Regions from separate parts of the Homo sapiens genome. Here regions 1, 2 and 4 are each linked to region 3. A link is a loop called in an ENCODE intact Hi-C map of the cell type or tissue named here. Cell type or tissue: dorsolateral prefrontal cortex. All regions are shown on one strand. Each heading gives the region's core, and the rest is flanking DNA. Links, peaks and the distances in the headings are about the cores only.

Evidence for each region. A loop is a pair of places that touch in the nucleus more often than their neighbours do. Peaks named below come from ENCODE experiments on the same cell type or tissue, not always from the same donor. Only the 100,000 strongest peaks of a DNase experiment are listed, where the experiment ranks them.
Region 1: it touches region 3 in a loop (2.7-fold over the local background); 2 of 110 quality-filtered maps call a loop at or near these places.
Region 2: a loop joins it to region 3, with 5 times the contacts of the local background. A loop is called at or near these places in 58 of 110 quality-filtered maps.
Region 4: a loop joins it to region 3, with 6 times the contacts of the local background. A loop is called at or near these places in 93 of 110 quality-filtered maps.

The regions. Positions count from the first base shown.
Region 1 is chr11:117,532,702-117,540,353 of GRCh38, forward strand. All of the region lies in intron 3 of DSCAML1 (DS cell adhesion molecule like 1), which reads right to left. Among named protein-coding and RNA genes, the nearest start is that of CEP164, 210 kb to the left of the region's middle. In dorsolateral prefrontal cortex, for the core only: CTCF peaks have their summits at 2,969, 3,406 and 3,609; DNase peaks (open chromatin) are centred at 2,680, 2,960 and 3,620; H3K4me3 peaks cover 1,789 bases; H3K27ac peaks cover 2,500 bases.
Region 2 is chr11:117,439,701-117,447,352 of GRCh38, forward strand. DSCAML1 (DS cell adhesion molecule like 1) reads right to left here. Exons shown (of 33, transcript NM_020693.4): 21 at 4,186-4,339; 22 at 119-236. Among named protein-coding and RNA genes, the nearest start is that of CEP164, 120 kb to the left of the region's middle. RefSeq lists an enhancer at 2,856-3,836. In dorsolateral prefrontal cortex, for the core only: a CTCF peak has its summit at 4,022; a DNase peak (open chromatin) is centred at 4,031; H3K4me3 peaks cover 340 bases; H3K27ac peaks cover 963 bases.
Region 3 is chr11:117,804,589-117,812,240 of GRCh38, forward strand. It overlaps a transcript of DSCAML1 not described here. Among named protein-coding and RNA genes, the nearest start is that of DSCAML1, 11 kb to the left of the region's middle. RefSeq lists enhancers at 4,818-4,887, 4,938-4,987. In dorsolateral prefrontal cortex, for the core only: a CTCF peak has its summit at 3,076 (motif pointing right); a DNase peak (open chromatin) is centred at 3,073; H3K27ac peaks cover 149 bases.
Region 4 is chr11:117,423,318-117,430,969 of GRCh38, forward strand. DSCAML1 (DS cell adhesion molecule like 1) reads right to left here. Exons shown (of 33, transcript NM_020693.4): 32 at 7,405-7,652; 33 at 4,455-5,486. The coding sequence ends at 5,011. Among named protein-coding and RNA genes, the nearest start is that of CEP164, 99 kb to the left of the region's middle. RefSeq lists enhancers at 6,091-6,769, 6,770-7,447, 7,448-7,652. In dorsolateral prefrontal cortex, for the core only: CTCF peaks have their summits at 3,073 (motif pointing right) and 3,292; a DNase peak (open chromatin) is centred at 3,064; H3K27ac peaks cover 1,874 bases.

The sequences.
Region 1 (7,652 bases), core at 1,983-4,482, 270 kb before region 3:
GAGTTAGACTGAGATCTGGGTCCCGATCTGGCTTTTCTACTTATGGGCTGTGTGACCTTGGGAAAGTTACTTAACCTCTCTGAGCCTTATCTGTACAATAGGATACAAATAATTGGGTGGGTGTACAGATTTAAAAAATGGGGCCAGGTGTGGTGGCTCGCACCTGTAATCCCAATGCTTTGGGAGGCTGAGGCAGGAGGATCACTTGAGACCAGGAATTGGAGTTGGAGACTAGCCTGGGCAATATAGGGGGAGACCCTGTCTATTAAAAAAAAAAAAAATTAAACAATTAGCTGGGTTTGGTAGGGCACGCCGGTAGTCCCAGATACTTGGGAGGCTGAGGCAGGAGGATTGCCTGAGCCCAGGAGGTCAAGGCTGCAGTGAGCCATGATCACACCACTGTACTCCAGCCTGGGTGACAGTGTGAGACTCTTGTCTCTAAAAAAGTAAAAATAAAAATAATAAGGTGTCTGGTGCAGAATAAGCCCTCACTAAGTGAATATTAGTTCTCATCTTTCCTACCTCTTTGCAAGAGTTTGCAAAACTCTTTCATATTCCTTGCTCATTGGCTTTTACAACTGTTCGAGATGCTAACTCTATTTTACAAAGAAGGAAACTGAGGCTTGTAGTAAAGTAACTGGCCCAGGTCGCACAGCCAGGAAGTGGACTGGAACTTCTGACTCCCAGTTGTCCTTCTGCATGGAATTATACATAAGCCTCCATCCCCTTCTCTCAATTTAAATCCTTTATTCACTCAACAAATGATTATTGAGGCAAAGCTATACCAGGATGGGGACAAGGAGGGGCAGATACACAAAAATCATTCAAACAGTTCTCAAACACCCGTTGTGTGCAAGGCAGTGAAGAGGACAGGCACGGTGCTCTATGTCTCCTGCCACTGCCACAGCCATCTCTGCCCCGACTGTTGGGACCTAGCAGGAGAGCAGGAAGCACAGGTGGCAGCGTGCCCACTTTGCAGATTGCCACACAAGACCCCCCACTCCATCCCAGAGGGGAAGTGGATTTCCTTGTCTAAGGTCCTAAGGCTCACCCTGACCTTGAGCTGATAAAGGCTGATTTAAAGGAGAAAACTGGACTTGAGGGTTGGGGGGCGGGGTTTGCACTAGACTCCCTAAGCTCATGGATGTGTCCTCCCACTGAGGCCAGACTGAGATGGAGAGGAGAACACTGGGGTCCTCTGCCTCCTCTTTGGGGATTTCCCAGGCAGACCCGGAGGGCCCAGGCTGCCATTTCCATGGGAGGGGGCCTTGGAATCAGGATACTGATAGTGACTTCAAAGCTGCAGGGGAGAGGGTCATGCTGAACCCACAGGAAGAACCCGATAGCACCACATGTCAGGCTGGCAGAGGGAAACATTTTGGGCAGTTCCATGCCCTTCTAGCCCTATTATTTAGAGGTCTGCTACCTGAGGCCTAAGTGACATCCCCTCAGCCAAGATGAGAGCTCTGCTCTTGTGAGGAATATTCTGTGGTATCCCACCCATCTCCCTCCACCATCCCAAGCACAAGTCCAAGATTCTCAGCACCTGGAGGTGGGGACCTCACCGTAGGGCACCTTCTGCCACTGGAGGCCGTAGAACTGCAGGGCTGAAAAGCTGAGTGCACGACGATATCTTTGACAAAGGTTCATCAGCCTTCGTTTGAATATCTCTGGGGCTGGGGAACTCCCTCCCTCACTCAGCAGCCCATTCCAAAGTTGACTTTTAGATCAGTCTTCCTTGGTGACCACTGATCTTCTTGGCGCTCCCTCTGTGTGTCCTGCTTTGACTCACTGGTGCCCCGCTGAACCAGCCGAAACCCGTGTTCCTGACATACTCCCTCATACACTGGAAGGCAGCTGTGATGCCCTTTGAATTTTCTTCAGGGTTAACAGCCTTAGGATTTTATTTTCATTTTATATATTTTTTGAGACAGACTGTCACTCTGCCACCCAGACTGAGTGCAGTGGTGTGATCACAGCTCATTGCAGCCTTGACATCCTGGGCTCAAGCGATCCTCGCACCCCAGCCTCCCCAGTAGCTGGGACCACAGTCATGCACCACCACAACTGGCTAGCTAAAAAAAAATTTTTGTAGAGATGAGGTCTCGCTATGTTGCCCAGGCTGGTCTCAAACTCCTGGATGCAAAGGATCCTTCTGCCTTGGCCCTCCAAAGAGCTGGGATGCCAGGGATTTTATTTTTTAATAGTTATTTATTTAATATAGTTTCAAATAACTTCATCAGTCTGGTCTCTTGCTTCTGAATGAACTTTGGTTTATCTACAATTCCAATTGCCCCTCCCTCCCTCCTTTCTTTCCTCCCTCCCGCACATCTCTGTATAGGACTGGACCTACCATGTGCCAGACACTGTGCCCCACTTTGAGAGCCTCTAAGATTAGACTTAGCCCATCAGAGCAGAGTAGAGCAAGACTACCAACACCCAGCCTCAGCCTGCATCACCTTGTCATGGGGATGGTGTGGGAGGAGGGAGGCACCCCCGTTATACTACTCTCCTTGCAGTCAACTAAAGACCCTGGCCCTGTCTCTGTGAGCTGCTGCCATGCCACTTTCCCTCTCTCTGTCCTTGGACAGTGGTTATGTGGGCCAGAGTCTGGAACTTCCCATTGATCCCGGTTGAGCTACATCTTGTTGGGGATCCTCCCAGATGGGCACTCGGCCATCTGGCAGCCTGCCCGTCTTCTGGAACCTAGAGTTTGTGGACACCCCGCTCTGCCCGGCTCCAGCACACAGACCACAGCCGGGCAGACCCCGCAACTAGGCAGACCCCCACTCGGGGCTGTGGGTGAGGACGAGAAGGAAGGTGGAGGGCGCCAAGCCCTGCAGCTGGCTGTCAGAGGAACCGAGGAAGCACGGAGAAAGCCAGCTCCCCAGTGGACTCTGCATGTGCCGTTTTGTCTCCATGTTGTGACATCCCAAAGTCAAACGCGGAAGCTCTCTTGTAATTTATTATGTAACTGGGACTGGAATGCAGAACTACTGGAGGGCGTTGCTGCCAATCAGAAGTGCCAGTGTCGGGAGGTAGTGATGGTGGGGTGAGGAAAAGCAGGAAAGACACAGAAATCAATGCTCACAGCCGACAGGTGCTCCAGCCCTGGACAGCTAGGACCCTGTGATCTTGCATCTCCCGGCACCTCAAGACAAACAGAGCACTTGGCCCTACGAGGATTTTAAACTAGGGGTGGGGGGTGGGGGGCTGATGCTGCCTTGATGGTTGTGGGGAGCTAGGGTTTCTATAGCAACAAGCAGCTGCTGCATCTGATGTTTCACATCCTTCATTGTCCTCATTTTCCCCTCCCTCCCCCCCTTCTTGTGCATATTTAATTGCAGTAACGTTTTCAGACACAGTGTTTTGCTCCTCCTGAAACAAAGGCAGGCTGCAGCCAGGGGGATGCACAGCGCGAGAGGGGAAGGAGAAATCAGGGGTATGATGTTAGTCCCCTTGGGGGGGCTTGTGCAACATCAGTTCTGCATGTTTGATGAGCATCGGACGGTGGACCCTGCTGGGGAAGGAAGGAGCAAGAGGCATGTGGAGTGAGCCTCATACAGTGTGGAGAGCGGAGGGAGGCCCGGCCCGCTGTTTGGGGATGGAGACGGGCCAGGGTTGGACAACATGGCTGGCCTCCCGGGCTGGCAGCCCATGCTCTGCACCCCAGAGGCAACTAGCCATCCCTGGGAAGGGAGAAGAGTAGCTGGCCCACGTTCTCTGCTTTGAGGCAGGCTGGGTCCCACGGGAGAAGGAAAAAATGGCAGCCAGTACCTCCGGGTCCAGCACCAATCCTGAAGCCACTTGGACAGGTTGGGGGAGGTGGGACATTTGGGGTTGACAGCATAATTTGGGGTTGCTAAGGGCATTTAGTGGTTAGGGGCTTGAGTCACAAAGAACTGTTCCACCCCAAATGCCAACAGTGTCCCTGTGGGTTTAGGCTGGAGGGTGCCATTCCTTTAGGCTGTAAGACCAAGACACAGAGCTACGTTTAAATGCTGACTGTGCCCTTGACATTGCTTGATTGATTGACATATTTCAAAGGCTGTGGTATCATCTATCTACATGCTTATGACTAGGGGAGTGGTTGGTTTCTGCTTTTCTTCCTTTTATTATTACTACAAAGACCCTGACCTGTTTTGCCATCCCCTTTTCTCTGTGATCTCGAGCAGGACTCTACTTTTTTTAAAGCTAAGTATTTATTGAGTAGCTATTACAAATTAGGCCAATGACTTTACGTACATTATCTCATTTAATCCCCACAACCCTTTGAAATGGATACAATTATTATTAACTGAAGCACAGAGAAGTTACATAATCCATCCAAGGTCACACAGCTAGAAGGTGGTAGAGCCTGGACCATTAGTCGACTTCCTATGCTCTTCCAAAGCTCTGTGCTGGACTGACTCTCCTAGAATGACAGCACCACTCATAGGGACATATGGTCAGCCAGCCTCTGCCTGGTCGCTTCTGTCAATGAGGTCCTCACTGCCTCCTGGAGGAGCATTCATCCATCCAGCTCAGTTTGGCTGAATCTATCACGTCTTTCTGGAGTGTCTCCAGGTCTTGGTCTGGGCACCATGGGAGAAGTCCTGGACTTGGTCTCTGCCCTCTGGGATCCCACAGTTAGGAGACAATATCCTTCCACCATGGAAGGCGTGGCCGTCAGTGCTGGGGTACTGGGGAAGGCTGTGGAAGGTCTTGTGGAAGCTATGAGTAAAAGGAGCTGTACAAAGGGGGGCTGGGCCACCAGGGGTGGCGGGGAAAGCCCAGGGTGGGGATATAGGAGGCCAGGTTGGAGTCCAGGCTCTGCCACTCATGTTGGGGTGTATCCTGGGTTGAATAGCATCCCCCCAACAAATTAGTGCCTCCTAGGATCTGTGAATGTGACCTTACTGGAAATACGGTCTTTGCAAATGTAATCAAGTTTAAATGGGGTCCTCCTGGGTTAGATTGAGCCCTGAGTTCTAATAAGACTAGTGTTCGTCTAAGAAGAGGGCGATCTGGACACAGACACGCACCCAGGGAAAGTGCTGTGCAGAGGCGGAAGCAGAGGCAGGAGGATGCACGTAACAGCAACGAAACGCAAGGATTGCCAGCAGCCACCAGAAGCTAGGAGAGGCCAGGAAGAACCCTCCTCTGGAGCCTGTAGAGAGACGCTGGCCCTGCCAGCACCTCCATTTTGGACTTCCAGTCTCCAGAACTCTGTTGTTTAAAGCCACCCAGTTTGCAGTGATTTCTCATGGCAGCTCTGGGCAGCTCACCCAGGGTGCCTTTAGAGAGGGCCAGTCTTCTCTCAGACCCTCAGTTTCCCATCCGTAAAAAGAGGGGAATTTGGATTTGGTGAGTGTTTTCAACCATGTTTGTAGATGAGAATCATCAAAGGATCTTTTCAAATGGAACTCTGAATCTCTGAGGGTGTGGTGGTCTGGGAATGGATTTTTTAAAGAGCTGTAGGGAGTGTCTTATGTGCAGGGCAGAGAACCCCTGGATGAGATCAATTTGCAAAGACTCTTCACACTCATTGACAATTTGATGTCTCCATGATCCCACTATACTAGCGCAAGCCCCATTTCTTCTTCAGGAAAATGGAGAAAAGAAATAGAACTGATGTCACAGGGCTGTTGGGAGGATTAAATTAAATACTGAGTATGAAAGTCCCCAGCACGTGGGTGGCTGGCTCCATGTCATCTCAGGAAGATGAAGGGCCGGAGTAGCTGAGGTTGGGGCTGCCGGGCCCCCAGCGCCTCCTGCGGTCAGGCCTCCTGCAGGTGGACTCCCTCCTTCCTCCTCAGGAGCTGGGTTGGAGAGCAGGGAGCTTGGAGATGAAGAAGCCTCCTTGGCAATTCTGAGGCCCTGCACACAGGTGTTAAGTGAGCTGACAGCATCTTTTCTGTCTTTTTCTAAAAGGTCAGAGAGCTGGGCTTTCGAGACTCCCTGGAGCTGCAGGAGCCATGGAGAGATAATTGATAGAAACCTCTGGGTTTCTGGCAGCCCCAGAGGGCTGGACAGAGAGAAGCCACCCTCTGCAAAGGTGGGGCCCTGGCTGCTCTGCTCTCAGGGAGGGGTGAGGGGGAGTGTGGTGGGGAGAAGGTGATAGACAGGGGAGGAGGGGGAAACTGGGGGTTTGGGGGAGGATCTGAACTGGACAGATCCCACTGCAGTCTCTAGAGCAAAGGAAAGGAAAGGATTGAAGGAGGCAGGGGCCAGCAGCCTCCTGACTGGCCACCCTGAATCCACCACTGCCCCTCCTCCTTCTGTCCCCAGCACACAGCCAGAGCAATGCTTTCAATCCACGTCAGATCCTGCGGCTCCTCTGTTCAGAATCCTCCAGTGCATTCCCATCTCAATCCGGTCATAAAACAGGCACTCAGTACGTGTTTCCAGAATGAATGCACGAAGAAATTTCCCAAAACTCTACGGCAGTTTTGTCCCCATTTCACTCACGAGGAAACTGCAACCCAGAAAAGTCTGATCCCAGCTGGAAATTCACCTTCTTCAGGAAGCCTTCCCAGATTAAACCCACTCCCATTTCTGAGTGTTTCTGCACCTGGCAAACCTCTTGTCCTGCTAATCACTATTTCTACTACAACCAGTTAGACCTTTAAGAAAAATGGTCTAGGCTGGGCGCAGTGGCTCACACCTATAATCCCAGTACTTTGGGAGGCCAAGGAGGGTGGATCACCTGAGGTCAGGAGTTCGAGACCAGCCTGGCCAATGTGGTGAAACCCCATCTCTGCTAAAAATACAAAAACTAGCCGGGCCTGGTGGTGGGTGCCTGTAATCCCAGCTACTCAGGAAGCTGAGGCAGGAGAATCGCTTGAACCCGGGAGGTGGATGTTGCAGAGAGCTGAGATCACGCCATTGCACTCCAGCCTGGGCAACAAGAGTAAAACTCTGTCAAAAAAAAAAAAAAAAAAAAAAAAGGAATAAAGGTCTAATTAGCAGTGGCAAGAGGTTTGCCAGATGCACACAAAAGTGAGCATTCAAAAGTCAAGATTAAGTAGTGTGATGGTTCCCCCCAAAATAAAAAATAGAATTACTATACGATCCAGTGATTCTACTTATGGGTATATATCCAAAAGAACTGAAAGCAGGGAGAGAGATATTTGCACACCCAAGTTCATAGCAGCGTTATTCACAATAGCCAAAAAGGTGGAAGAAACCAAACTGTCCATCAACAGACAAATGGATAAACGACATGTGATATATACATACAATGGAATATTATTCAGTCTTGAAAAAGATGGAAATTTGGGCACGTGCTTCAACATGGATGCGTCTTGAGGACATTATCCTAAGTGAAATAAGCCAACTGCAAAAAGGCAAATATGGCATGATTCTACTTTACTTATAGGAAGTATTGGAGTTGTCAAGCTCATAGAGACAGAAAGTAGAATGGTGGTTGCTAGGGGCTAGAGGGAGGGAAAAGGGGGAGTTGTTTAATGCAGGGGTTCCCAACCTTGGGGCCGTGGACCAGTACCTGTTCGTGGCCTGTTAGTAACTGGGCCTCAGAGCTGGAGGTGAGTGGCAGGCGAGCGAGCATTTCCTCCTGTCAGATCAGCAGCAGCATTAGATTCTCACAGGAGTGCGAACCCTATTGTGAACTGTGCCTGCGAGGGATCTAGGTTGCACGCTCCTTATGAGAA
Region 2 (7,652 bases), core at 2,852-5,351, 360 kb before region 3:
TGCAGGCCTGGAGGCAACCGGGTCACCAGGCAGGAGGGCCCCAGACTCTTCTCCACACCGCTCTTCTACTATATCCCTCTTTGGGGCCACCCCATCCCTCCACTGTCCCGACACACACCTGTCCTTGGTCCACTTCACAGCAGGGGCTGGATCTCCCACTGAATTGCAAGGCAGCCGAACATCTTTCATCCAAGGTGTTGTCACGGTGCCCCCAAAGGAGATGATCTTTGCTGGGGCTACAGGGAGGAGAGGATGAGGGCCACTCCACTTCTACCCCTGCACAATATCCTGGCCTCCTTCCTTAGGGCCCCCTGGATTTACAGTTCAAATCCTCCCTCCCCGATCTGACCTCCACCTTGGGCTTTTGGTGAGGGGTAGGTGTCAGGGAATATTGGCTGGGAGACATTGACTCAAGAAACATTGATGAAATACCAGTTATGGTCAGGATCACAAGAGGCTCTGAGGATTCAAAAAATGAGTATGATTTATTCCCTGTCCTCACGTTGATCACCATCCAAGAGGGAGACAGATACTTAAGGAAAAATTATAACGGGGCAAAATGCTATGGTAGGTGCAGGCACGAGGAAGCCTAGGGGTGCGAGGCAGGGGGAATGAATGCTGCCCATAAGTGGGCAGTGGAGGCAACGGCCGGGAATAGCATCTGGAATTGGAAGCTCTGACTTGAAGGTTAAGAAAGACTTTATAAGCAGGGAAGGAGACACATGTCAAGAAGAGGGAATAGCACTAAGCACAGACATGGAGACCTGAAGCTCACGGCAGCTGTGAGGGTTTGCAAATACTCTGGGGTAACCAAAGCTTGAGTCCAAGGGGACGGGCAGAAGTAGAATCTTGGGGGCTTTGTTGGCAGGGCCAGGAGACTGGACTCCCTCTTAGAAAGCCGCCACCAGAGGGTTATAAGAAGTGGTGTTGGACAGGCCTGGTGGCTCACGCCTGTAATCCCAGCACTTTGGGAGGCTGTGGCAGGCGGATCACCTGAGGTTGAAGTCAGAAGTTCAAGACCAGCCTGGCCAACATGGCAGAACCCTGTCTCTCTACTAGAAATACAAAAAATTAGCCGGGCACGATGGCAGGTGCCTGTAACCCCAGCTACTCGGGAGGCTGAGGCGAGAGAATCGCTTGAACCTGGGAGGTGGAGGTTGCAGTGAGCCGAGATCATGCCACTGCACTCCACGCTGGGTGACAGAGCAAGACTCTGTCTCAAAAAAAAAAAAAAAAAAAAAAAAAAAGGAGTGGTGTCCTCAGCCGATTTCAGATGCATCCTGGCTGCTTGCAGAGGATAGTTTGGTGGAGGGGGTCCTGGAGGACACAGAACGTGACAGGATGGTGGCCAGAATGCAGGCTGGAGGTGATGCGTAGCAGTGGGGAGATGAGGGGCTCAGAGCAAGAGCTGACAAAACTTAGGGTCTGGCTGGTTTGGGGGAAGAGAGCGGGGAGGGAAGGATGGCTCCCAGGATTCTGGCTGGGCCACCAAGGTGAGTGATGGCACCCTCATGGGAACAGGGCACACTGAAGGAGGGGCAGGCTTGGCAGGAAGGACCGGATGGCTTCATCTCATACTGAGTCCACAGTGCAGCCACAGCTGTAGCTAGACCACAGGTGGGTGCGTGTTCTGGAGCACCAGAGAGATGCCTGGACCAAAGACGCTGATCTGAGAGTCAGCAGGCATGATGAGGCCACAGGAGGGGATGCAGACTGACAGGGAAGTGACCAACTCTAGGATCAGCATGCACAGGCACAGAAGAGAGGACGGGAGTGTCCCAAGGGTGGTGGCGGAGGACTGGGTCAGCAGCATCACAGAAGGTGCGGGGCCACAGGTGCCCAGAGTGTGGTGGGTGGGTAAATGCATCTAGTGCCTGGGAGATCGCCAGGCCCAGATTTAAAGGAACCAAGTGCCCAAGTGCCTCAGAGAGTAGAGGAGGCCCATGGAGCTGGGGCCCTTCTTGGGGTGGAGGGAGAGTGAGAGTGAGGGAGCAGCTGAGAGGTTCAGGTGCATGGCGTGGGGGTGGGCTCCTGTGCTGGTCGTGCCAGGTGCCAAGGGGCTCTCAGAGCAGGGGAGTTCTGGGGTCTGCTTGGAGCAGTGGGGGCACCAGACAGGCCCGGCAGAGGGGTCCACATGAAGACGGCCTCCATGCGGGGGCGGTGAGAAGCCTGGGGGCTTTGTGGGTGTTCTCAGAGTTTCTCCAGAGATCAGGTTCCAGACCTGGTTTTGCCACAGGCTGGGGTTGGCTCCCTGAATCTGTGTCTCAGGGTGTGTGTGCATATGTGTGTGTATGTGTGGGTGTGTATGTGCATCTGCATGTGAGTGTGTGTATGTGTGTGTGTGTGTTAGTGTATGTGTGTGCGCAGATGCGTGTTTGTGCACATGCATGTGAGTGCATGTTGTGTATGTGCATATGTGAGTGTGCACGTGTATGCATGTGTGTATGCGTGTGTATATGCGTATATGCATGTAGTGTGTATAGTGTGTATGTGTGTGCATGTGTGCATGTATTAGTGTGTCTAGTGTGTGTGTGCGTGTGTATGCATGTGCATATGTGTGTGCATGTATTAGTGTGTATAGTGTGTATGTGTGTATATGTGTGCATATGTGTATGCATGTATTAGTGTGTATAGTGTGTATGTGTGTGCATGTGTGTATGCATATATTAGTGTGTATAGTGTGTGTATGCATGTGTGTGCACATTAGTATGTGTATGTGCGTAAATGTATGTGTGGGTCTGTGTGTATAAGTGTGTGCGCGTGCATATGCATGTGTTTGTGCGTGTGCACATGTATGAGTGTGCAGTGTGTGTGTGCGTGTGTGTGTATGGGGGAAGGGGGCAGGAGTGGTTGTCTTTCCCACCTCACAGGGCGGCTGTGAGGTGACGCTGTGTGAATGTGTTCTAGGAAGTCCACAGCTCTCTAGGACCGTGTTTATTTAATGCCCCCAGGAGAAGAGGCCAGCCTTCTGCAAAGATGCCCAGCCCTCACACTCCTGCCTCTGGGCCAGTGCTAGCTGTTCTGGAAGGGTGATAGGCTTTAGGCCCCTTCCCTTCCTGAAGAAGAGGTTGGTGGTAGGGGTTAGGGGGTGGTAGGAGGTGCTGAGGCTGTGTGGAAAGAGCCCTGACTTGGCGCTGGGAGAGCTAGCTCACTCCTTCCCGGTTGTCTTTGCAGCCCATGCCACTCCTGCCTCAGGTTGCTCAGCTGTGGAATGGGTCAACAAGCCCTGCTGGCAGGGCAGGTGGAAGCCCCTGGCCCACCGTAGGCCCTCGATCAGATGCTGGCTGGCTCTGAGCCCGCGGCAGGGTAGGGCTTGGGGCTCTTGTGTTTGGGCCAAGAGAAGCTTGAGTGGCCCCGGTAGGCTGGCCAGGCTGCGCAGGCACCACCTCCTCTCGTCTGGGCTGCGGTGGATAAGAGAGTGGGGGAGTGAGGAGGGGCCCAGGGAGGCCCAACGGCAAGTAGAGGACCTGCGGTCCTGGGCTAGTTGTGGCCAGTTCCTACGCCCCAGGGAGAGGCAGACGCTCAGCCTTGCAGCTCTACCTGCGCGGCTGCTACAGCTTGCCCTTGGGATGAGGCCTTGGAAGTGTCATTCCTCTGAAAAGTGGGGGTGCAGCCCCCATGGCACACCCATGTCCCGGTCAGAGATTCAGTGGGGCACTCCCTAAGAGGGTCTGATTCTAGCCCAGAGCCTTCCTTCACAGCACGCGCTCCGTAAAGGTCTGCGGATCGCAGGAATCCGCCATCGCTGGAATCACCCCTGCCCGGTGTCCAGTTCAGCACGGGGGCTCTCCTTTGAGCCTCAGCTGCTCTGTGGAAGCAGCACACCCGGCTGTAGCCACCTCTGGAGGAGCTGAGCATTGGGACAAAGGCCCGGCTTTGAATTGGGGGTAGAGGCGACTCCCCCTTTTTCAAGCTGGGAGTAGGGTTTGGACTCGGGAACTGAGTGCACCCTGTCCACCCGCCCCAGGCAAGAGCCGGAGGCAGCCTGTTGTGAGGCTTTGCTGGAGTCAGGGGGCAGCAGAGGCCCAGTCTTGGTGTGTGCGGGAGGCAGGCGGGTGGCCAGTTCCTCACAGCTGGGTGGCAGATAAAGCGGAGCAGGCAGAGACCCTGTCTGGGGAGAACCAGGATTCTGTAAGGGAGCTTTTGGAAGTGTTTGCCCCTCTGCCACAGCCTCAGGCTTCTCACCCTTGCCAGCAGGCTCGATGGTCACCTTCTCGCTGCTGTTGCCCCGGCCGGCAGAGGTGACGGCGGCCACCCACAGCAGATACTGCTGACCGCGGTTTAGGTGGGCGATCCGGTAGAAGAGCTGCTCTGGACTCGTCTCGTACTCGCTGGGAGCCTGCGGGGCAGAGGCAAAGAGGCTCTAAGAAGCAGAACTGGGGCCCTCCAGCGTCCAAATCTTCCTCAGTGCCCGGGGCTCAGAGGAGAGGATGGCGGGGTCGGATGCGAGGCAGGATTCTGTCCTATTTGCCCTTTCCAAGTTTTAGAGATGCAGCGGACAGAGTGTGCCCTGGGTTTGGTCCCTGGGAGCTGATGGGCCTGCCTCGCGGTGTTGCTGGGTCAGCCTCAGTTTACCTCTTTAACTGATCCACGCTCTGGCAGCTGTGGCTCAGGCCAGGGGATGTGAGTACTTTAGGTGAGGGACGGGGTAGCCAGGAGAAGGGAGAATGGGGGACAGGGGGTCCCAGGAAAGCCCTGAGGAAAGAGTCTTCAGGAAGAAGGCAAATGACTGCCTCTGCCTGATGAGGGTTGGAGACAGGCTCCTGCAGCCTGCTCTGGCTCCCGTCACCTCCTAGCCCTGCCGTCTAATTACCACTCCTGCATTTTGCAGGCAGCACGCCCGCCCGTCCAGGGAGGAGGGGGCGGGAGAAGGAACTATGAAAGCTTTACTGGGTAGCACTTTATTAATGATTATTAGTGGTATAGATCACCATATATATTTGTAGGTTATACAAATCTATAAAATTTTTTTTAACAAAATGACAGTTTTGACAAGTTGCCAACAAAACAATATCGGATCCCAGTGGTTTTACCAGTTGCTTTGATGAAAAGATTATGTTGCCTTGGAAACCAGAGGCTCAGATATTGAAATGAATTTGAGAAGGAGCTTTTGATAAGCGCTAGTTTGCAGACCTCCTGTCAGCCTCTTCCCTGGCACGGGCGGGATGGGGCTGACTTTCATTTTATTTTATTTTTTGGTCAGCCGCAGGGAAGGGAGAGGAGGACAGCACCAGGGCCCCTTTGAAAACAGAGCGGAAGTCCAGGGAGGGAGAGCAGCCCCAGAACAGATGGGGGCCCGAGGCCAGAGGGAGCTAATAATTAGTTATCTCTGCAGTCACAGGATCTTGCACACACACGCTCACAAGCACACACACATGTAGACGCATGCACACATGCTGAGGAACAGACCTCCAGGCATGTATGGGCACAGAGGGACATTCTTCATGCCCCATAGTGGGGCTGAGAGGCCCAATAACTTATAACAGGAGGAGACATCCTTTTTGGCCCCAGGCCATCTGCAGGGAAATGTTAGGGGAAAAGGCACAGGCATCTCTGCAACACACACACACAGCTCCCTGGCATATTCCTCCTGCCTCCCTCGTGGGGGTCTGGCCTTGAATCCAGGAGGTCCGGGGGGGCAGGTGCAGAGCCACCCTTGAGCCCTGGTGGTTGGGAAGCCCTTTCAGGCCACAGCACCCTGGGACTGGTGTGCGTATCTGTCGTTGATATGTGCTTGAAGTGTGGGGTAGTGTAGTGGCTTCAACACCCTCCTGCCCTTCCTCCTGGGCATACAGCCCGTAAGGTTGCCCATAGTTTCTGGACGCTGTTTTCTCTCTTGCAAACTAGGGAAGCAATACAGCTCTGCCCAACCTGTGTGTGACTGAGGCACAAGGAGGCAGGGGTGTGCACGTCCTTTGTAAACTAGGACATATTCTTCTCCGGGCTTGTTTTTGGTGACAGTACAGGAACGTATGTGTTTCTATGTACATGTGCATGTGTGGAGAACAGCTGAGTGTATGTGCTTGTGTGCATCAGTGTATACCTGAGTGTATATTTGTGCCTACACAGGCAGGGCAAGAAAGTTTGGCCTCTTCTTGTAGGTATTAGCATCCAACCCAGATACTGGGCGCTTTCCTTTTAACCTGGACACCCCGTGAGTCTCCTGAAATCATGTTCAAAAGCACACAGACATAGCCCCAAATAAAGTTCCAGTGGATCAAAGGTTTTTGAAAAAAGGCAAGCTATGAAAGAAGAAACTATAGGTAAATATTTACCCATTTTTCTAATCATAAAAATCAAGGCAAAATCATAAATGGAAATGATTGATAAATTCAGCTTCTGTAAAAAGAAAAACTATGATACATCAAAAACAGAATCAAAGGCTGGGCATACTGGCTCACATCTGTAATCCCAGCACTGTGGGAGGCCAAGGCAGGTGGATCACCTGAGATCAGGAGTTTGAGACCAGCCTGACTAACATGGTGAAATCCCCTCTCTACTAAAAAATACAAAATTAGCCAGGCGTGGTGGCGCATGCCTATAATCCCAGTTACTTGGGAGGCTGAGGCAGGAGAATCGCTTGAACCTGGGAGGTGGAGGCTGCAGTGAGCTGAGATTGTGCCATTGCACTCCAGCCTGGGCAATAAGAGTGAAACTCTGTCTCAAAACAAAAACAAAAACAAAAACAAAAAACCAGAATCAATAGGAAAGCAATGAATTGGCAGATACTTGCAACTTATATGACAGAAAATGGCTATTATCCTTAATATGTAAAGAACACTTATAAATCAATAAGAAAAATATGAGAAACCCAAACAGAAACCTGGACAAAGGACGTAAATTGACAATTACCCAAAGAAGAAAAATATAGCCAATAAACATATACAACCTAACTAGTAACCAAAGAAAGGTACTTTAAAATAAGGCACATTTATAAAAAATCCATCTAACAAAAATAAAGCAGAACAAATCAGAAAACAAATGTGGGATCAGCATAGGTGCAAAGGACAATACTGTTGGCCACTCACCCTGCTGGTAGAAACATACATGGGTGCAAATGCTCCGAAGGGCAATTTGTAAGTCTGTATGCAGAACTTTAAGAATACTTATTCTTTGTGACCCAGGAATTCCTATAGAAATTTACCCTAAGAAAATATTAAAATATGTGCATAAAGATTTCTGTGAAGGATGTTCATTGAGACGTAATTTATAATGGTGAAAATTTCAAAGACACATTAAATACAGAACAATGGGAGACTGGTTAAGTAGATTCTGTATAAACAGCCACTCAAGATCATGTTTTAGGTCAGGTGCGGTGGTGGCTCATGCCTATAATCCCAGCACTTTGGGAGGCTGAGGAGGGCGGATCACTGAGGTCAGGAGTTCGAGACCAGCCTGGCCAACATGGTGAAACCCTGCCTCTACAAAAATACAAATATTAGCCAGGCGTGGTGATGTGTGCCTGTAATCTCAGCTCCTTGGGAGGCTGAGGCAGGAGAATCACTTGAACCCGGGAGGTGGAGGATACAGCGAGCTGAGATGGTGCCACTGCACTCCAGCCTGGGTGACAGAGCAGGGCTCCGTCACATACACACGAAAAAATGTTTTAGAAGAATATCTGATGGTGTAGGAAAGCACCAACAGGTATTCCA
Region 3 (7,652 bases), core at 1,854-4,353:
TCTAGACCTTTCCCTATTCTGGTTTCCCTCTTTGCTTATATTCAACTTTAGCAATATCTCGTCCGGGCATGGTGGCTCACGCCTGTAATCCCAGCACTTCGAGAGGCTGAGGTGAGAGGGTCACTTGAGCCCAGGAATTCAAGACCAGCCTGGACAACACATGGAGACCCATCTCTACAAAAACATTTAAAAGTAGCCAGGCACGGTGGTGCATGCCTGTAGTCCCAGCTACTCGGGAGGTTGAGGTGGGAGGATCTTCTGAGCCTGGGAGGCTGAGGATGTTAGTGAGCTGTGATTGTACCACTGTGCTCCAGACTGGGTGACAGACTCTGTCTCATAAAAGAAAAAAAAAATCTCTCTTAAAACAGAATAGACTCATGAATCCGGATGAGGTCTGAGCAGCTCCAGTCCAGCGCCATCACCCCCTCAGTAGGTAGCTGATCTTCTCTTACTGTTGTCCAATGTTTTGTTGGATTTCCTGGGCTGACATGCCAATCACTCTGGACCACTATCCCACGAACTTCTACTGAACTGGCCTCCTTGGCCTGTAATCCTGATGTGGATTATTTGAGAGAAAACATGATCCCATTCATCATTTGGTGAAAGTTGGGAAATGGGGTGTTGCCTGGGTCAAATGGCACTTACTTACACAATGGGTGACTCAGAATGTCATCTAAGGTCCTAGCCCAGCCCCAGTGAGGGTGGCAGAGCTCAGCTAAGAATGCAGCAATAAGGTTCCCATTTCAGGCCACAATGACATTGAAACCCAGCATCTTTACCAAACTTGACCTTATTTTTGATAAATCCAGCAGAAAACAGAAAAAGATCTAACATAGCATTTCACAAGTGTTTCATGAGAAGGTAATAGGTAAGGTGCAAAAACTGATCTATGGTCAAATAGGTTTGGAAAACAGTGGAATAATCAAAGGTAAATAGGTTTTTGTGGGAGTTGTTTTTGTTTTTGTTTTTTACTGCAGGCTTTAACACGCTGGTGGGCATTGTCAATCTCCAAGTGCTACAGTATGAGGTTTTGGGGGATCCATTTCCCACTTCTCCTGGTTAAAAACTCTGTTCTTTCACTGTTTCTGGTCCACACCTGGCCTAAAGGAAGTACATTTTGTTGGTTTACTCATTCTTTTGGCAACTCTGTGCCCAGCCCCTGTGCAAGGAGTTCCCCGATCCCTGGAAAGTCTAGCACAGAGTCCCTGCCCTCAGGAAGCTTGCATTCCAGTGGAGTAGAAGATGTTTAAAGAGCAACACAGGGAAGCCTACATGCTCAGAGTCAGCAGGTCAGAGTGTGAAGGGACCTGGGGAGCATCTCCTGCAAGTGCCTAGGAAACAGTGGCTGGCAGGTGAAGGGCGTCCCAGGTCACATGGCAGAGTCAGGGCTTAGGTCCAGGGCTCCTGACCGCCTGGCCTGCGCTCAGCTAAGTGGTGTTTACCTCCCTCCTAGGCCCTGTTGCCTTCAGACTCTTGCCCACCTTGTTCACCACTCCATCCTCAGTACCCAAGGCAGGTCTTTGATGACTGTTTGTCGAATGAAGCTATGATGATGTGGCTGGGTTGGATGATCTTTACAGTCTCACCTAGGGCAAGGGGTTCGATAAGTCTGTGAAGAGAGCTGCTTAAGCTCAGAGAAAGGAGTGGTCAGTAAAAACCAAGGTAGGATGTGAGTTGGGCTTGAGCAATGGGAAGGATATGCAGAGAGGCAGGGAAAAGGCCTCCCTGCAGGGGCTCAGGAAAGCCTGACTCTATGGTGTGTCTACCCATCTGAGACACCCACACATCTGGCACATGGCAGTTCAGAGCTGTGTCCTCAAAGACTCATCGGTCCAAACTCTGAGCTGAACTGGCGGGCTAATTGTTTGTCTGCATCAGCCAAAGTAGCTTCTTCTTTTGGCAAATCATAATCAGAGTCCTGGACTCCTACTAATAACAATGATTATAATTGAGCACTTGCTGTGGGCCCAGCACTATGCTAATTACTCCAGATGCATAATCTCCAAACAACCCTATAAGACTGGTATGATTATTATCATCCCCATTTTACAGACAGTGAAACTGAGACATAGAGAAATTAACTAAGTTGTCCAATTCACGCAGCGTCAGATGCTCAAGGCAGTCTAATTTCAAACTCATCATTCTATGTATTGACTTTGGTGGTGGTGGTAGTGTTACTGCTGTTACATTTTTTAAAGTTTGAACATGGAAAATTTCAAGAATATACAAAAGTGGGGAGAACAGTATAACGAATTATTATGCACTCATTTCCCAGATGCTACAAGAGTTGACTCATGGCCAGTTTTTTGTTTCATCTATGCTCCCCTCCCATCACCATGAATTTTTCTGAAGCAAATTTCTTGTGTTACATAATTTCATCCATTGATCATTTTGTGTGCATCTCTCAAGGATGAGGCCAAATCCTCTTTCTCAATCACAATACTTTTTGCCTCCTGACTGAGAAGTTCCTTGGCCGGGGCACCCGCTTCCCCCAAGCCACACGCCAGATTTCAGGCTAGCCACTTCCCCACACAGTGGGCACAGAGGCAACAGGCTCAGCGGGTAGCCTGTCCCCAGCTCCTCACCACACAGCCTGACCAAATGGCATCTCTCTGCCTCCTCAGAGTGAATTTTTATCGCTGAAGCCCCTGCCATCAGTCTAGTTGCTCTGCAGATGGGGAACTGGATGTGGTGGTCTGCCTGGTGGGGTTGTTGACACAAGGATGAGTCTTTCTTGACCAGGCCTGTCCTAGGCTCCAACCCTGGCCTTGCCCCAAATCCCAGTACCTACTTCAGAATGATTTGGGGGGTGGGAGATCTCCTCTGCCTGGGAGGAAATGACTCCCCACTCCGCCCAGCCTAAGAGCAAGAAGGGATGAGATGGAGCCAAGAACCTGGAGTCAGAGATTCACCGCACTTCTCATGAGCTGGGAGGACCAAGTCTCACCTTTTTGGTCTGTGGAAGTGGGAACAGAACACCGACCCTGCAGCGTGGCTGTGAATGTCTAAGGAGATGGGCAAGTTTTCTCCGCAGAGTTGTTTAGCTAGAGAAGGTCACAGTACCTGCCATGGCCAGCAGGTGTCGCCCAAAGACTGAGTATGAGAAACCTTTGGGCGGGATGGGGGCTCCTCCATGGAGATTATCTTTCAATATTAGATACAGCTGGACTTGGAAGAAGTGGAAGAAAATTCAGCCTGAAGGGTTTCTCCTTTGAAAACTCAGTCTGGTTCTGGCTTTCGTCGGAGTTAAAAATTGGAGCTTTGCAGTTTTCACCCAGGCTAGAGTGCAAAGGCGTGGTCTCGGCTCACTGCAACCTCCACCTCCTGGGTTCAAATGATTCTCCCACCTCAGCCTCCCGAGTAGCTGGGACTACAGGTGCATGCCACCACACCCAGCTAATTTTTGCATTTTTAGTAGAGATGGGGTTTCACTTTGTAGGCCAGGCTGGTCCTGAACTCCTGACCTCGTGATCCGCCCGCCTAGGCTTCCCAAAGTGGTGCGATTACAGGCGTGAGCTACCGCGCCCGGCCTGCAGTTTTCAAAGTATGCTCACATGAAGATACCACAGCAAGACAGACATCAATATCCGCATGTTACAGATGAGGAAATTGAGGCTTCAGAAAGAGAGTGACTTGCTAAAAATTATGCAGGCACTAAATGACAGAGCCATTAAGTGACAAAATATAGAATTAGAAGGCCTTCGGACTCTATATTCTGGGCAATCTGCCGACACATTCCTATGGGTCAAACCTTTAGGAGGAGTCCTGAGACCATGGCTGGGCTGTCCCTGCCCCTCTGGAAAAGATAATAGGCGCATGCCCGAAGCCCCTGGCATGCGACATGCTATCCCCTGAGAGCATTTGCCATCTCTGGGTCTCAGTGGCTCCGAAACCACACAACTACACATGCACACAGGCACAGGTGAGGTGAAGGAGAGAGAGATCCCAGACTACAGAATCCGGGATCTGTATTTTCTGTTTCCCAGTATTTGGATGTAAGAAGCTTAGCATAGGTCTTGGGGCTGGCATTTGGGAAATCCTGAACTAGAAGATAAACTAGAAGGTTTATGTTCTGTAGTTTCATAAACACTATCCACTTAAGCTTGTCAAAAACACTAATACAGTGTCTGGCACATACTTGATAGTCAACAAAAATTTGCTGAATAATAAATGGCTGAAAAACACGCAATCACCCAGCCCAGCAGAAGCCTTGGTGAACACTGCTTCATCCCTCACCCACTTTACATGTTCGCAGCACTTTGTGGCGTACATATCTCATTTACACACATGATCTCGTTCAATCTCTTTAATGAGTTGGATATCACAAACCCCATCTCACAGATGAGAAAACTGAGGCTCCGAGACACTAAAGGACTTCCCCAGGGCTGCCCAGGTGGTCAGTGACCGAGCCAAGCTCACGCCCACGCCTGTCTACCCTGCTCTAGCAGCTCCGTCACTGCCCCGCCCCTGCTTCATATCATTTCCACTGCGAAGCTTGAGAGGAGGAAAAATCCATCCAGAGAGAATGAATCTTCCAGATCCGTTGGGAATGCCTCAGATTTAGGAGAGGCGACCTCAGGAGTTTGCCCTGAGACCCCAGGCTCAGGAGAAGTCTTGCCTCATTTGGCGAAGGGGCTCAGTGCAGACCTCCAGGGTGGGGCAGGTCCTGGGAGGCCAGCTGCCGCGTCTGCACTCCTGGAAAGTGCAGTGTGGGAAGGGTGGGAGCTGTGGGAAGGGAGGGGAGCCCTCCTCCCCGCTGTGCCTGACTCCTTGGGCGTGGCTCTGATGGCTGGAGAGGACAACCCGCCTCCCTGGCCCACTACTGGATGTGTCTCTGCGGTCCTCCGCGGAAGGAAGCTCCAGGCCTCCGCACTGGGAACCTGGTGTCTGCCTCCCCCTAGTGCCACAGGACAGGATGGTGGCGCCGCAGGCTGCTGTGCAGTACAACATAGACGGCGGCCACTCAAATTCTCCACTACACAGGTCCTGCCCTTCACCCCAGTCATGTCTCGCAGTGAAGCCGGAGGCTGGGCTCACTCCCTGCCCCAGCCTGTGTCCTTGCCAGCCTCTAAGAACTACTGGAGGGGACCAATGGTGTCCTCCAAAACAGACCTCTGATTCTCAGCTGAGGAGGCTGAATCGCCGCGCAGCGCTCCAGATGCTAGGTCCACCCACGCAACCCTCCTGGGTTGCTCTGCTCCTCCCCAGTTCCAGCTCAACTAGCAACGCACAACACACACAAACTCACACAGTCACATACACACTCACACTCACTTACACATTCACATACTCTTACACACACACACCCACACACTCACACACACATTCACACATTCACACACACGCATATTCACATACACACATTCACACACTCACACATTCACACACACTCATACACACATTCACATACACACATTCCCACACTCACACATATTCAAATATTTTCACACACATTCACACTCACACACATTCACACACTCACTTACACATTCGCACACACATACACACATTCACATACATACATATTCACATTTCAATCTTGGCGCCACACTTCAATCTCTCCCTTCTCTTAATTTCAATTCCTTTCATTTTCTGATAGAGACAAAGGAGACACGTGGACCCAAAACTCCGTGGACCCAAACTCCGTGGACCCAAAACTCCGTGGACTCAAAACTCCAGCGCCCTCTGGGGGAGGGGCAAGTACCCCTCAACCCCTTCTCCTTCACCCTTAGTGGCAAGTCCCGCTTTTCTAGGGGGCAAGAACCCCCAATCCCTTATTTCCGCACCCCGACCTCTTATCTCTGTGTCCCAATCCCTTATTTCCGCACCCCGACCTCTTATCTCTGTGCCCCAATCCCTTATTTCCGTGCCCCAACCCTTTCTCTGCTTTTCTGGAGGGCAAGAAACCCCCACCCCCTTCTCCGTATCTCTACTCTTTTCTCTAGGCTTGCCTCCTTCACTATGGGCAAGCTTCCACCTTCCATTCCTCCTTCTTCTCCCTTAGCCTGTATCCTTAAGAACTTAAAACCTCTTCAACTCTCACCTGACCTAAAATCAAAGTGTCTTATTTTCTTCTGCAATGCCGCTTGACCCCAATACAAACTCGACAGTAGTTCCAAATAGCCGGAAAACAGCTCTTTCAATTTTTCCATCCTACAAGAGCTAAATAATTCTTGTCGTAAAATGGGCAAATGATCTGAGGTGCCTGACGTCCACGCATTCTTTTACACATCAGTCCCTTCCTAGTCTCTGTGCCCAGTGCAACTCGTCCCAAATCTTCCTTCTTTCCCTCCCGCCTGTCCCCTCAGTCCCAACCCCAAGCGTCGCTGAGTCTTTCTAATCTTCCTTTTCTACAGACCCATCTGACCTCTCCCCTCCTCGCCAGACCAAGCTAGGTCCCATTTCTTCCTCAGCCTCCGCTCCTCCACCCTGTAATCTTTTTATCGCCTCTCCTCCTCACACCCGGTCTGACTTACAGTTTCGTTCTGTGACTAGCCCTCCCCCACCTGCCCAGCAATTTACTCTTAAAAAGGTGGCTGGAGCTAAAGGCATAGTCAAGGTTAATGCTCCTTTTTCTTTATCCCAAATCAGATAGCGTTTAGGCTCTTTTTCATCAAATATAAAACCCCAGCCGAGTTCATGGCTCGTTCGGCAGCAACCCTGAGAAGCTTTACAGCCCTAGACCCTAAAAGGTCAAAAGGCCATCTTATTCTCAATATACATTTTATTACCCAATCTGCTCCCGACATTAAATAAAACTCCAAAAATTAGAATCTGGCCCTCAAACCCCACAACAGGACTTAATTAACCTCACCTTCAAGGTGTACAATAATAAAAAAAGTTGCAATTCCTTACCTCCACTGTGAGACAAACCCCAGCTACATCTCCAGCACACAAGAACTTCCAAACGCCTGAACTGCAGCGGCCAGGCGTTCCTCCAGAACCTCCTCCCCCAGGAGCTTACTACAAGTGCTAGAAATCTGGACACCAGGCCAAGGAATGCCTGCAGCCCAGGATTCCTCCTAAGCCGTGTCCCATCTGCGCGGGACCCCACTGGAAATCGGACTGTTCAACTCACCTGGCAGCCACTCCCAGAGCCCCTGGAACTCTGGCCCAAGGCTCCCTGACTGACTCCTTCTCGGCTTAGCAGCTGAAGACTGAGGCTGCCTGATTGCCTTGGAAGCCCCGTAGACCATCGCGGATGCCGAGCTTTAAGTAACTCTCACAGTGGAGTGTAAGTCCATCCCCTTCTTAATCAATACGGAGGCTACCCACTCCACATTACCTTCTTTTCAAAGGCCTGTTTCCCTTGCCTCCATAACTGCTGTGCGTATTGACAGCCAGACTTCTAAACCTCTTAAAACTCCCCAACTCTGGTGCCAACTTAGACAACACTCTTTTATGCACTCTTTTTTAGTTATCTCCACCTGCCCAGTTCCCTTATTAGGCCGAGATATTTTAACCAAATTATCTGCTTCCCTGACTATTCCTGGATTACAGCTGCATCTCATTGCTGCCCTTCTTCCCAATCCAAAGCCTCCTTTGCGTCCTCCTCTTGTATTCCCCCACCTTAACCCACAAGAGACCTCTACTCCCTCCTTGGCGACCAATCATGCACCCCTTACCATCTCATTAAAACCTAATCACCCTTA
Region 4 (7,652 bases), core at 1,917-4,416, 380 kb before region 3:
CAAACCCTCCCTGCTGTTCCCTGACCCAGGCTTCCCTCCTTCCGCCTCCGCCAGTTTGCGCACACTCCGGGGAGTGAGCCTTTGAGCGCAGGAAGAGACCCACAGGGCCTTTGCATCTCCAGTGCCCAGCTCAGTGCCAGATCATTGGAAGTGCTTCTGGGTATTTGGTGAATGAACAAATACTTGGGTATCATTTCGCTTGTTAAAAATACAGATGCCACAAGGTCAGGAGTTCAAGATCAGCCTGGCCAACATGGTGAAACCCTGTCTCTACCAAAGATACAAAAATTAGCTGGGTGTGGTGGCGCATGCCTGTAATCCCAGCTACTCAGGAGGCTGAGGCAGGATAATTGCTTGAACCCGGGAGGTGGAGGTTGCAGTGAGCCGAGATGGTGCCACTGCACTCCAGCCTGGGCTACAGATTGAGACTCCGTCTCAAAAACAAACAAACAAACAAACAAAAAATACAGATGCCTGGGGGAAAACAGTTTGTTCGTTCCTCAAAAAGTAAGACATAGAATGAGCATGTGATTCAGCAGTTCCAGTCCTGGCTATATTCCCAAAAGAATTGAAAAGAGGGGCTCAAACAGATCCTTGTACACCTGTGTTCATAGCAGCATTATTCACAATAGCTGAGAGGCAGAAGCAACCCACGTGTCCACCAGGAGAGGAAATGAATGGAGAAGCAACATGTCGTAAATAATGGAATATCCTCAAACAGGAGTGGAATTCTGACACATGCTGCAACATGGATGCAGCTTGAAGACATGATGCTAAGTGAAATAAGCCAGAACCAAAAGGACACATATTGTATGATTCCACTTATACAAGGTACCCAGAATAGGCAGGTTCATACAGACAGAAAGTAGAATGGTGGTTGCCAGGTGCTGAGAGAGAGGAAGATGGGGAGTTATTGATTAATGGGTACAAAGTTTCTTTCTGGAATGATGAGAAAGTTCTGGAAATGGATAGTGATTTACAACAAGGTGAATATACTTAATGCTGCTGAATTGTACATTTTAAAATGGTTAAAATGGCGAATTTTATGTATCTTTTACCACCATAAAAATAGAAATGTTGGTCAGGTGCAGTGGCTCATGCCTGTAATCCCAGCACTTTGGGAGGCCGAGGTGGGCGATTGCTTAAGCTCAGGAGTTCAATACCAGCCTAGGCAACATGATGAAACCCCCTCTCTACTAAAAATACAAAAACTAGCCAGGTGTGGTGGCAAGTGCCTATAGTCCCAGTTACTCGAGAGGCTGAGGAAGGAGGATCACCTGAGTCGGGGAGATTGAGGCTGCAGTGAGCCGTGATAGCATCACTGCACTCCAGCCTGGGCTACAGGGCAAGTCCCTGTCTCAAAAAAAAAAAAAAAAAAAAGCCTAGGCCGCATACCAGCAAATTCCTATTCTGTTAGGATTGGTGAGAGCTGGGCTTCTGTATTGTTTAACGAGCTCCTCAGGTGAATCTGATGTGCATCTACGTTTGAGACCCACTAGTCTAGCTCTGGTTGTTGGTAGAATGGGGGAACAAGGGGTAATCTCTCTGAAGGTCTTCTAGAGGAGGGTTTCTCAAACGTTGATGTGCATATGGGTCCCCTGGGGATTTTGCTGAAGTGCAGAGTCTGATTCAGTGGTTCTGGCGTGAGGCCTGGTATTTTTTTTGCATTTGCAACAAGCTCCTAGGTGACGGTGGTGCTGGTGCCACTGGCCTGTGACCCACATGTAGAGTATCAAGGCTCTCAAGGGCAGATGGTCATCTTATCCATGGTAGACAAAGTGGAGTTTTGGAAAGGAGCAAGTGAATGTGTAAGATGACTGTTCCAGATACATAGAGTTCAATGAGGATGAGCTGGGGATGAATGAGGAGCAGGAGTGCCACTGATTTGTGAATTAGCTTCTGGGTGTGGATCAAACAGGCAGGCTTGTGGTTTAGCTAACAAACATATTAAGGGCCTGGCGCAGTGGCTCACACCTGTAATCCCAGCACTTTGGGAGGCTGAGGCGGGAGGATTGCTTGAGTCCAGGAGTTCGAGACCAGCCTGGGCAACATGGTGAAACCCTGTCTCTACGGAAAAAAAAAAGTACAAAAATTAGCCGAGCATGGTGGCATGTGCCTGTAGTCCCAGCTACTCAAGGGGCTGAGGCAGGAAGATCACTTGAGCCAGAAAGGTCGAGGCTGCAGTGAGCCGTGATCACACCATTGCACTCCAGCCTGGGTGACAGAGTGAGATGCTGTCTCAAACAACCCTGCAAAGCGTACTGAAGTTAGAGATTATTAGCAAATAAAATCGTGTGGATTTTGCTCAAGTATGCCTGAATTTCTAGACTTTGTGCTTTATAATAAGGGGCCTAGCCCAGTGGAATACAAGCTAGACTGGCCCACATCTTACTTTTCTGTTGCCTTTCCAAATCCTTCTCATCCTACAGAGTCCACCTCAGGTCCCAGACCTCCAACAGCTCCCCAGAGCTGAATTCCACCTTTTCTACCACCGCCCCTCACCAGGGTAAAGTACTTTGGAGCCCTTGATCCATCCTGTGCTGCATATTGGGTCACCTGCCTCAACTGTTTTTCTGCCCATGCGTCCAGCTTGCTCCCTGGACCTGGCGGACTCTTCCCCTGGCAACATCCTGGGGGAAGAACTGAAACTCTAATCTTTGAACAGTGGAACAGCAGGTAGTATGGCTCAGTAGTTAAGGAATTGGACGCTCATGAGTTTAAATCTCATTCCCATCTCTTCTAGCTCCTCTAACCTTCTCACCTGTCACGTGGTAATCGTGATACCTTTCTCCCAAGTCTGCAATGAGGTTACAAGCAGCACCTGGCACGTAGTATCGGGATCCGTCATGTATTTTCATGACAGCGTTCCCCTTCGGAGCCCTTAGGCTGCTTCTATCTTCTGCGCCTCTAGCCTCTGAGGAGTTTTTCATTCCCTCTTGCTGGTTGGAGGTGGCTCTGATTCGTGTTTGTTTGCCCAATATCTGGTGTGCAGGGGAGGTGGGGTTGGGGGTCTTCTATGCGGACAGCTCAGGTTTGATCGTTGTGCCTGCAGTTCTGGAGGCGACCTGCAGATGGCGTGCGCGTCCTTGGGAGGCGTTCCGTCCTCCCAGAGATGGAACGAAGCTGGGCTGTCACCAGGTGTCTGGAATGCAGAGCTTTGGTTTTCAACTGATGCCGTTAGCTGCTTCTCTTGGCTGGGTCCTGGGTGTGGGGGCTGAGATGAGCATTTCTTCATGAGCCTAGGAATACCGAGGCGTACGGAATCTCTGCCCCTCCCCTCTCACCGTGCCGACCCGGGAATCTAGTTATTCATGCGAGGGACTCCTCTGCATCCCACACACTCTAGGTGCTCAGAGAGAATTTGTGGGATGAGTTGCTATTCGGAAGATGCTTCTATGAAAGGTCATGCATCCCAGGTGCGGCCTCACCGGGGCCCAGGCTGATAGGTATCAGCTGCCTGCATGCACAAACTCCTCCCTCCTTCTCCAGCCCTTCCCAGTTCCTCCTCTCAGCTCCTAGGGAGCGGTGGGTCCCAGACTCACCTTCCTTCCAGGTTCCTGATCCACAGCTCAGCCTCAATTGCAGTGCTCAAGAGCCCCCTGTGCACTTCTTAGGTGCACTTCCTTTTCACCCAGGGGCCAGTCACCTGCTTCTGCCTCTCCAAACCTTCAAGTCCCTGGAGGTCCATCTCACCTGTCACCTCCTGTGATGCCCTCTGGACCCTCTCATCAGAAACCAGGCCTCTGGACACCCACGGCACCTTGCCTGCTCCTCCGTGTGGACGCCTTTTCTTCCACTTGGCTGACTCCTTGGAAGCCAGGTGAGGTACCTGATGTGCTGACCTGGTTCTCTTTGGCTGAGCTCCATTCCCTCTCCTTCATGAGCTTCTCTCACTCCTCTCACCTCCGACGACTTCTCTTCTTCTCCCTCTGGCCTCATCTGGTCCTAAGAGTCAGCCCAGAACTTTAGGCCTTGGCCTGGTGCCCCAGCTATAGATAATCTCTTCTTCCCCGCTCCCGATAGGCACCTCTTTCACAACTGTGGGCTATTGGTCTTGTATAGTCCTGGCCCCCTGGCTACCCTGCACTCTCTTGGAGGAAAGAAGCCAGTAGGCAACCCCTCCCCTATCCCAGGCTCCCCAGCGCTTGGTGAGCCAAGGTTGCCTCATTCCATCTGCTACAAGCTTCCCTCCGTTTACAGGTAAGGACACTGTGGGTCAGAGGGGTTTAGGAGTTTGCACGAAGCCACCGACCTAGTTCCCCTTGCGGGCCCAGCACAGCTCTGAGAACAGAAGAGGAGGCACCTTGGCTAATTGCAAGCCTTTAAAAGTCTTAGAGCACTGAGCCAAAGCCCAGGCTTCTCACAAAGTCTCTTTATGAGAGACAGACGGCCTGGGGTCGGGCTCTCTCCTCCCTCCCCGCTGGCCTTCGCCAGATGGGAAAAAAGCCACCACATAGAAACATAACCTTTATTGCACACGGCGCTGGGTCTTTTTTCATAGAAAAAGGTATTAACACATAAGCATCTGCAAATTGAAGCAACTCCTGGTTTTCTTGGAACAGTAAAATCGCATGCAGTGTCTCTGAGTTGGGATTTTGGTCTTTGTCAAAACCACCTAGACTGGGGGGAAGGTGAGGAGGAGGGAAAAAAATTGCTGAGTCTTTGTGCCTCTGTCTCAAAATAGGGTGAGAGAAATATATAGATATATAGCTCGTGGACGCGTTCCTGTCTGTCTATATATGTATATATATCTCCACACATATTTTGTGGGGTGGGGGATTTGACTTGTACTGTCAAATTCTTTGTGCCCTGGCTTCATGGAGAAGAAGAAAATAGTTTCATTTGTACAAAAGAGTTCTATGTACAGGCGTTCATGATTGGGGGTTTTTGTTTTGTCGTTGGTTGGTTTTTGTCTGTCAGTTGAATATAAATAATGCAGAAAAACAGCCGAGCTGGCGTGTGGGGCTGCGGCGCGGCGCGGTCCAGGCGTGGCTGCTCTTCCTGCGGGCCCTACACCAGGGTGTAGGATTTGGAGTAGGCCCCGGCCCCCTGCTTCTGAGACCTCCCTACCCCCGATGTGCTCATCTCGAGAAGCGAGTCCCTGGAGCCCCCCATTTTGGTGTGTGGGCCCCCGGCTCGTGGAGGCTCGGTGCTGGGGGCCGGAGGGGCAGCGCTGGGGGCGGTGGGTGGCTCAGCAGGGGTGGGGCCGGGGGCTGGGGGGGCTGTGCCGGCTGGGGGGGCTGGCATGGCCAGAGTCCTCTGAGGTAAGGTGGCTGTGGAGGCGGCAGCGGGGGCCCCTGGGTGGGGAAGGCCCAAGGACTTGCTGGCAGGGTCCAGGGTCAGGTGGCGAGCCTGGGTGTGGTAGGTTCGAGCCAGGTTCCGGATGGAGGCCTCACGGGGTGGGACCACGGGGCAGGGCTCACGTCCATCTGCCTTTCGAAAGAAGGCCTCTGACTTGGCATACAGGGGCAGGTTGCAGTAGTCACCTGGAATCACAGAGGCAGAGGATGTTACAGAGAGTCATAGCCCTCTGGAAGCAGCTCGTTCAGCCCCCACCCCATCCCCTGCCCCCAGTCTTCTCTCTGATTTGGCATAGGGGCCCCTCCACTGGGGGGCAATAAAGAGTAGCGGAAAGGTCGGGTACTTGGCCCTTCTGAGCCTTCGTTTCCTTATCTGTGAAGTGGGGATGATCTTACTTCCCCACAGGATTATTGTGAGGAGCGAATGAGGTGAGGGAGGTAAAGTGCTTTGCTACAGTGGCTGGTGCAGATAACAGCTGCCCAGTACATGGATGCTTGTTGTTCAATGGTCACTAGAGGCTGGTCAGCTTCCGGTAGTGGAGAGCTCACTACTGCTAAGGACGAGGATGTCCTAATGGCTCTGGCTGGTGGAAAGCTTTTCTTTACCCTGAGGAGGAAAGGAATATCATTCCCTGTCGCCTCCCCACCATGGAGCCTGGTTCTGTTCTCTGAGGTCTCACAGAGTAAGGCGTTCCCCTCTTTCCCATGGCAGCCTTCCAGATGTTTGAAGTCAGCTACATGTCCCCTCTCCTCCCCCTCGGTCCCCTCTTCTCCAGGTGGAAAGTTCCTAATTTCTTTTTTTTTGAGACGGAGTCTCGCTCTGTCATCCAGGCTGGAGTGCAGTGGCATGATCTCGGCTCACTGCAACCTCCGCTTCCCGAGTAGCTGGGATTACAGGCACGTGCCACCATGCCCAGCTAATTTCTGTATTTTTTTAGTAGAGATGGGGTTTTGCCATGTTGGCCAGGCTGCTCTGGAACTCCTGATCTCAGGTGATCCGCCTGCCTTGGCCTCCCAAAGTGCTGGGATTACAGGCATGAGCCGCCGCACCCAACCTAGTTCCTTATTTCTTAAACTGCCTCCATGTGACTTGCTTCTAAGACCTCCACCGCCTGACCCCCCGTGCTCCATGGGCACCCTGCCTGCAAATGGGCCTCTTCCCCCGGGGAGCTGGGCCAGGCATTTTCCTTAGATTTTCTTATTGAATCCTCACGACAGCCCCTAGGATTGGTTAATACCTGTCTGCACTTTACAAGTGAGGAAACTGAGGTTCAGAGAGATTAAATCATTTGCCTAAATTTGCACAGCTAAAAGGGGTGGGGGTGTCATTCAGGGTCACAGTCTCCACAGTCTTTCCATTGTTCCAGGCTCTTCTTTCCATGACCCAGAAAGCCCCGCCCCCTGCCTCAATTAGCATGGCCAGTGCTAAGCAGACCAGACTGCATTGTTTGATAGTCTGGGCTTTGCACGCTGTGACCCCAGCATCTGCTGATAGACTCCCCCTGCTGATCCTAGCCCTGCCCTGCCAGCCTCTAAGGGCATATGCTCCGGCCAGGCCCGTGGGGTCAGATGGTTCCCAGCCAGGCCAGGTCACTGCCTACTGAGAGGTATGACCATGGTGGGTGGAGCTGCCAGGATTGTTTGTTTGGGTCTGGATTAAATTCAAACAGCATTGAGACCAGAGGCCCTTGGGCAGCTGACCCTGAAGGGATCTGTTTCCATCCTGGCACAGCTTCAGATTAAGGGGATGCTCACTACCGAATGAATGAGGCCTTACAACACGCTGGGGATGTATATCATTTCTAATGCCCATTATGACAATGCAAAGTAGATACTATCGTTGGCATTTTACAAATGAGAAACTTAAGGCCACAGAGGTTAAATGACTTGCCCAAGGCCACAGACATAGGAAGAGGTTAAGCCAGGATGTGGGCCCTGATCTGCCTGCTCCTAAGTCCTTGCTGTTGGTACCACCCTGCACTGCCAAGGAGCCAAGCTGGGCTGGCATGATCCTGGTGCTGGCAGAACTAGATCTAGCCAGGGCTCATGGGGCTGGGGCCAGGGGGCGGGGGGGCACTGCCTGGGAGGTGGTCTGAGCACTCACTCTTGTTGGCCCGGTGAGGGATGGGCACAGCCACGTTTTTGCCCCGGTCCGCATCCTGGGGCTTGGGTGGTGAGGCGGTAAAGCGGCAGATGCCAGGCTCTGAGGGTGTGCTCATGGATGTCATGCTGTCGGCGTTCTCGTTGGTGCCTGTGGTCATCTGGTCAGAGGAACTGTCAGAGATGAAGCACTCGGTGATCTCAAACTTGGCGTGCTGCAGCTGCTCCTCCAGCTTGGCATGCTCATAGGCC